2 separate regions of the Homo sapiens genome follow, and region 1 is linked to region 2. Evidence: chromatin contacts called from ENCODE Hi-C data. All regions are on one chromosome and are shown on one strand. Each heading gives the region's core, a stretch centred on a gene start or an enhancer-like site at or near the end of the contact. The rest is flanking DNA. Distances are from core to core; before and after follow the strand shown. Region 1 has its middle 33 kb from the start of GLRA2. Region 2 overlaps GLRA2 (glycine receptor alpha 2).

Region 1 (3,528 bases), core at 74-2,573, 180 kb after region 2:
AATTTTTTCTATCATAAAGAAAAGTATTTAAGGTGACAGATATCCCAATTGCACTGATTTGATCTGTACAAATTATACAAATATATTAAATTACCTCATGTGCCCTCAAAATATGTATATTATATATAAAAAAATTTAAAAATAAAAATGTCAATGACCTAGGGGGGAAAATACTTTCTATCAAGGGGTATAGTTTGTCAATACATTTATTCAGATCTCATTTTATGTCCTTCAATAAAATTTATAGCTCTTTTAAATAAATGTTACATTTTCCTTGTTAAATTGTTTCTATGTAATTTGTAGTTTTTATTTTATTGTTAATGAGGTGTATGGTTGTGTTTTCCATTTCTATTTCTATCTGGTTTCTATGAGTAAATCAGTTGGTTTTTAAAATATTTTTCCTGGTAACCAGCACCTTACCAAATTATTTTACTTCTAGTCACATAATTTTCTTTTAATTGAGCCTGTTGGTTTTTTTTTTGTTTTTTTAGGTAACCATGGAATTATTTGCAAATCAGTGTGATATGACTATCTTCCAATATTTACATAACTTCTTTACTTTTTAAAGAATTCTCAAGAACTCTGAAGAAATGAAAATAACATCTCTTCCTTTAAAGAGCATAAGCTATTGGCCAGTGTTCACTATATATTAGAGTTGTAATTGTGATGGCAGGTACTTTACTTGTGATGCATAATCCATCTTGCTGTCTGTTCTATTCCAGGATGATATTTCTGGGTTAGAGTACCTCCTTAAGCAGAGCCACATGGAAACAGGATTTTTAAGGGACACATTTTGAGTTGGTCTGCCTAGCTGTGAGATAGATGGGAGGGGGTGGGGCAAAGTGTATCTTAGAGGCCAATTGTCCCACAGGTTTTCAAATAAATGGCAACATTTTTTAAAACTAAGAAAAATTGAGCTTTTGCCTTTTAAAATCTGGTTCAAATGTCCCCTTATGAAACAGAACGAAGTGAAAATGCTCCCAGCAACATGTCATGTGTCTGGATGGGAAGTGGAGGCTCAGCCTGCCACTCTCTCACTATGTCTCCAAGGACTGTGCTGTGGTTTGTGACTCAGCTATTGTTTGCAAAGCCCAGGACCACCACATTTTGTACCCTTCTCTGTCTTCAAGGAGAAAACCCACTTCATATAACCAAGCCCACATGGATCCTCACACTGAGAATTATAAAAGACTGCACCGAGCTGTTTTCTTCCTGTTACTCTTATGATAAATTCCTTTCTGAGCTTTAGAAATAAGTAGCTGGGGAAATTTGTTCCCTCTACTTTCACTTTTGCTTTCTCGTTTTGAAATCATCATGAAAGCTTACAGAAGCTAACATCAAGTTGCCCTGGTTATCAGACGATTTCTCTTCTCTATCTTGACCCCTCATCAACCACTTTACATCATCTTTCCATGTGATACAACTATTTATTTGAGTGCCTTGGGCTCTAAGCTCTGTAGAGCAAGCAGCCTATACTTTATTTTTCCTCTTCTGTGTTCTAAGACACTTGTAATAATTATCAGCCTAAAATTAACCCAAATATCAGACGCATGGTGTTTGGTAGCCCTTCAAAGCTTTTTTGTTTTTTTCCTGGCCAATCTCAGGTACAATGGTTTGGTATTAGACTAAATTTAACATGTGTACAATGAAAAGATTTTGCTTCATTTTTCTAGGACTTTGATGCTCTGGTATTTTGAACCACCTAGGCTGTGATCACTCAAGTTGCCTAGTAACCAGCTGAAGGCCAGCACCAGAGTGAAACCAAGAGAAGCCACATTCCTTAATAAAGACAGCAACAGCTGGGGAACCAGCAGGTCTAGGTTCACGGTTGAGCTGGATCCTTACTCCTTTGAGGATGTGACTGACATGTCTTTTATTAAACTGCTTAAATCCTCCATCTGTAAAATGGGCCTGACGTTTGACAGCAAGTACCTCCTGCACATATTGTGAGGATTAATGAAGAATCTAGAAAACAGTTTGAACCTTTCAGAATAAAAGCACTTGGAAAACATGTTGGATTTACAATAATTTAGTGCTAGCATTAAGATAATGTTGGAAAGCAGGGTCAGCTAAATCACTGATTTCCAAGATTTAAAGACAACTACAGTAATAACAGTCTTTCCACTTGCCTTATAGTTAATTGTGTTTATATAATTATCTCAAGGACAGAAAGTGGTGATAAATGCATTGAAAATGGAGAAAAACGTATTATGGTATTAAAAAACAATCTGAGTTACCATATCTGAGATCAACCCACATATGTGCGGATTTACTCAGTACTAATTCAGCTAATCTTTCTTAGAGATGACTGTCAATTCTAGAAGAACTCAAGATACAAGGTAAGACCATTAGCTTGGTGTATAGTCTGATGAACAGCATATAAAAATGGCTTTGTTTGGGAAACAGTCCCTCTATGTCAATATGGAATTCTGGGCTCATCTGAGCCAACACACTTACCTAGGATTCAAGTTCCTTCCCCTCACCTACAATCTATGCATTCTTTTTTTCTTGTCATTACCCCATGTAGACTTTGCATTTCGCCCATGCTAAAATATTTCATCTCCCTTTCACCCCAAACACAATGAACTCTCCTTAGCTAGAAATGTCAGCTCACAAGCTTCTGTCTTAGAACAATTTTTTTCCACAATTCTCTTGGATTATCTGAAACAAAACTATCCTGAAAACCACCAGCTCAAGTACTCCTTTGCAAAATGGACTGTTTTATTTCCCAGGCCCAGAGTGGTCATAAAGTCCCTGAGGTATCATTAGGCATCAAGAAGAACTGGGTTCAAATCCTTTTTATGCTTTCTGTGCATACATAAGGCAAATTACTTAATTTCTCTCAACCTTAGATTCTTATCTATAAAACAGATAATAATACACTCAAAGGTTGTTGGGAGGATTAAATAAGGATATATATATATGTAATATTTTCATATATATCCTTATATAAGTATATAAGGATATATATGCAATATGTATATATGTATGTGTACATACATACACATATATAGTGCGTATATATATATACACACACTCACACAGACATATATATATGGTGGGTCAGAAATTTCAGAAATATACCCCGTGCTCAATCAACGTAATTGATAGAGTTCTCTTTCCCCCTTCCACTCCACCTTCTTTCTAGCTCTCATACTAATCATGGCTGCTTTTCTAGATGGTAGAGTAGAACCCTATATCGACTAACAAAATAGATGTCTTCTATTTGAAGGGATTTAGAACCAGGTTAAAAAGTAAAACATAATGTCCATTCGCCTGCATTATAGTTTTCTGCGATGTTTAGAGAATTTTTTTAATGACAGGTTTTGATTGTCTTATATTGAATATGTTTTAAGTGGTTTTCACCTAATATAAGAGGAAAACATCAAAAGCCACAATCCTAGAAAGAGAAACTACATTACATTGAAAACTCTCAAGGGCTAATGGGCCATTTATGCCTTTTCTCTGGGCATTAGGAAACTCATTGTATGGTGACAAGTTTGCCTTGGCTCAATCTGATCTACCAGC
Region 2 (3,758 bases), core at 1,130-3,629:
TATTGCCTAATTAAGGAGCTCACACCTGCCATTTAATGCTGGGGAAATCAGATTTCCTTGGCAGAGATGGATGATGACAGCACTGACTACCTGGCCCATCCCAGTGTCACCACCCTCACCCCATTTTCTCTCCATATCTAATATTGTTGAGTTCTATACTGAGTAGTTGAGTAAAGAGTTACTTATTAAAGTGCTGTTTGCAGAAACAGACACTGAGTGGCAATGCCTCCAAGCCTGGTATCTGCAGGAACCACCCAATTATAAATGGACCTTTGGGGACCAATTAGTTTGTTGGGCATTGGACGGTACACAGGCCTAGTGAGTTGATATTCTTTCCAAAGATGAATACATTTCTCTCCATTATGGTGGTCAGAAAATTGTTTAAAGTAGCTTGCCAAAACTTACTATCCGTGTGAGTTTCATGAGTGGAGAGGTACAAGAAGAGTAAAACTGCCAGCCCTAGAATACACAAGCAACACCAGGTGATATCCATTGTTAGAGGCACCATAGGGACACTCTGCAGAAAGGCACCTCTAAGTCTCAGCCTCCTGCAAATGTAGGCATCTGAGAGAGTCAAGGTGAAGGAGGGGTTAGCATCTGGAGGAAGTAGGGCAATGCAGCATCTTCTTCCCTGTGCTTATGTCTGCCACGTCACTACATTTTTGGCTGATAGACAAGCACATTGATTCCTGCCATAGTCTACTTCCTGTGCCTGCACCTTCAGTGACAAAACAAGTGATGTATGTTTATTATCTAACAAGGGCAGGAATAAGGGGGAAGTGGGGATTCGGAACAAATTGCCCACTGGTGGAAAAACAATCTCAATGAAGAAAAGACCCAATTGGGTGATCTCAGTATTGGAAAGACAACAATGGGCTTTGGGGAGATGATGAGATGATGCTTCACTTAATAAATGTTTGTGTAGTCAGAGAGTGTGTGTGTTTGTGTGTGTGTGCATGGGAGAGAGAGAGAGAAAAGGAGAAAGAAAGAGAAGAGAAAAACTGGGAGACTATGAAGATATGGAAGAAAGAAAAAAAAGGAAAAATAATGAATATTTTTGAAGCTAGACCAACTTGGATTTGAATCCTAGGTGAATGACCAATGAATTTGGAAAAATTACTTAACCTTTTTGAATCTTGATTTCTTCATATCAAAGTAGGGGCCCACACATTCCAGTTTCATGGGGTCATTGAAGGATTGAATAAGATACTTTATATAAAACTTAACACTCATTTGGCAGATTGTAGATTCTCAGACACATTGGCTTGTAAGGGATGAGCCCCTGAAGACACTGCATAATTCAAAACTTGCATAATTCAAGGCAGTTTTCCCCACAGGAATAATGTAAAGTAAAATATCTTGTATTTGATGTTTTGTGCATGGACTAAGACTTTGTTAGTATTTTTATATTGCTTTGCTTTAAATTCACATAATCTAAGTTCACATAAATGGAACTTCATTGCAGTGAGCACTCCTGTATATCATGGGGACTGATATATGCTGTTACAAAAAGAAAACAGAACAAAATCACCACCACCACTATCATCAACAAAAAGCTTACACCACCACCATTCTATGAGTTATCTCCATTATAAGGATAAGGAAGCTGAGTTCACTCATTAACTTTACCAAGATCACACAGCAAAAGAATAGTTGAGCTGCGATTTGCATTAAATCTGGCTTGACTCCAAATTCTGTGCTTTTCTGCCTCACTGACCCCTGTGGGAACCTCCCTCTCTGGCGATGAGTCAGAAGAATTACTCACAGACTGTGCTTACACCAGATGACAACATCTGATGTGGAAAAGAGGTGAGAAGGTACATGCAGTGGGACTGGCAAGCAAGAAACAACAGTAGCACTGTCACACCTGCAGCCATGGACATACTGTGAAGATAAGTGTTCATAGATGGCAGATAACCGCAATCTTCATTTGTTTTCTCAGTCAGCAATTAGTGCCTCGACTACTTGTATACTATTTGTGCATTTACTCCCTACCCTAACCCAGGTTCAAAATTCATACTTACAAGCAAGGAAATAAAAGAGGGAAGTTTAATAACTGTTATTTGGAAAGGCCTTGGAATGGTGGGTAAGGTTTATAGTGATGGGTAGAGGAATATGGAAGAGCTGACAGGTCTCCACTCCCTGGACTGAGCTTGTTGGTTTATGATTTCCAAGTTGCCTATGCCTCCTATAGTGGGATGAGGAGCCAAATCAGGAAGGAAGCAGTGGCCAAACCTTTCACCCCTGACCATTTCTCAAACTCAGAACCTTACCAGAGTGAGTGGGTGTACCTGTGTTAAGTGACTATGTGCAGATGCGTCATCATCTCATAACAATTATGGATGATGTACTCCTGAGATGAACAGTGGGTAAGATATGTAGGGAATGGGTGATTCTGGAGTACAAAATAGAGGCAGTCTTAGAAGCCCAGTTCAAGTTGCAGTGATGGAGAAATCATTTCCTCAGAATACCTAGAATCTTGTGATAACTCCAGGATACAAAGAGGCCCCTTCTGGTGCTGAACTTCTCCACCAATGCACCTGAACCCTCTGAGCACTGTGATGCTACATCCTGGGGATGAGAACAGGGATTCCTTTAGTGGAGGGCCATAGAGTATTTAATATATGAGAGTATAGTGTGAAATATGAATTTCAATTGAATGGTAGAGTCAGTGGTAGCCGAGAAGCTTTCCGACCCAGACTCTGGCTTGTGGACTGATTTAGTGTCAGCTCTGTACTTTAATGTGAGCTCACAGTGGAGGCTGCAGATCATCAAGGATGTCTCGATAGGAGCCAACTTGCCAGACACCTTCCCTTCTTGGCATGGCACTCTGGGCGCTCAAGCCTAGTGTGTTCTAACCTAAAGCTCTTGAAGTTAATCAGCTACCTACTGTTTCATACTATTCAAAGTGAAACTGAAATGGAAAAATTCCAGGCATCCACCACGCTCCAGGTTCCATGTGGGGAGGAGAAAACAAGAAAAGGAGCTACAGGTCAGTCAAAGGTTTGTAATTAATGTGGTTCAAAAGCTTCTGGCTGGGCTGTTGATCTCACTTTTTGTTAGTTATAAATTACCAAAGATTATGTCTCTACTGTATCCACTTCCTATAGTTGAGCAGCATTTTGATACAAGTCAGCTCCATTCCTTTCTCTTTAACAAAAAAACCAGAAGCACAAATCACCCATTAATAGTTAAATACCTATTTGCAATAGATACTAGCCTACAGGAGTCTGTAATGATTAAAAAGAAATCCTACTGCCTCTTGAGTAAAATGACATAAGTAGATGTGTAAGCTCTTTGAAGAAATAAAAGGCCATGCCATCAGATAGCATTATTATTTTTCAATATGGAAGTGTACAGAATGCTTAAAAGATAAAGTGTAAGTGTGAAAATATTTTGGTTGGGCTCATTGAGTGCCTCAGTTTCTAACATATCAGTTGCATACATCTGCTTCAGAAAGTTTAGATCAATCTCAGCCCCTTGGCGGAAATCAATCCAGTATGACTATCTAAAGTAAGAGAAAGCAGCAAGGCTGTGTTAGAGAGAGCCATGAGAAGATGCCAAAAATGTGGACCTCAGCTTTGCCACTGGCTCACATTGCAAATTTGGGCACATTATCTCACGATTTGGGGTCTCACACTCCCACTTGGGATATAAAAGGATCGGGCTGATAATTTTCAAGGGTTCTGCTATTCTAAGATTCTGTGACTCAAGGGAAATAAAAAGTGATGAGAGAGGAAACCACATCAATAGCAGTA

Evidence for each region. A loop is a pair of places that touch in the nucleus more often than their neighbours do. Pooled maps may share reads with other maps.
Region 1: a pooled map shows a loop between it and region 2 (5-fold over the local background). The contact joins two enhancer-like sites. A Hi-C loop is called at or near these places in 7 of 37 single-sample maps with no recorded cell type and 3 of 50 pooled maps.

The regions. Positions count from the first base shown.
Region 1 is chrX:14,495,091-14,498,618 of GRCh38, reverse strand. It overlaps a transcript of GLRA2 not described here. Among named protein-coding and RNA genes, the nearest start is that of GLRA2, 33 kb to the left of the region's middle. Within about 2 kb of position 1,323, at least 3 of the 41 ENCODE cell types and tissues checked have a DNase peak (open chromatin) inside an H3K27ac peak, as active enhancers do.
Region 2 is chrX:14,671,977-14,675,734 of GRCh38, reverse strand. The region is part of intron 7 of GLRA2 (glycine receptor alpha 2); the gene reads right to left. Among named protein-coding and RNA genes, the nearest start is that of GLRA2, 140 kb to the right of the region's middle. RefSeq lists enhancers at 1,614-1,908, 1,352-2,551. Within about 2 kb of position 2,379, at least 2 of the 41 ENCODE cell types and tissues checked have a DNase peak (open chromatin) inside an H3K27ac peak, as active enhancers do.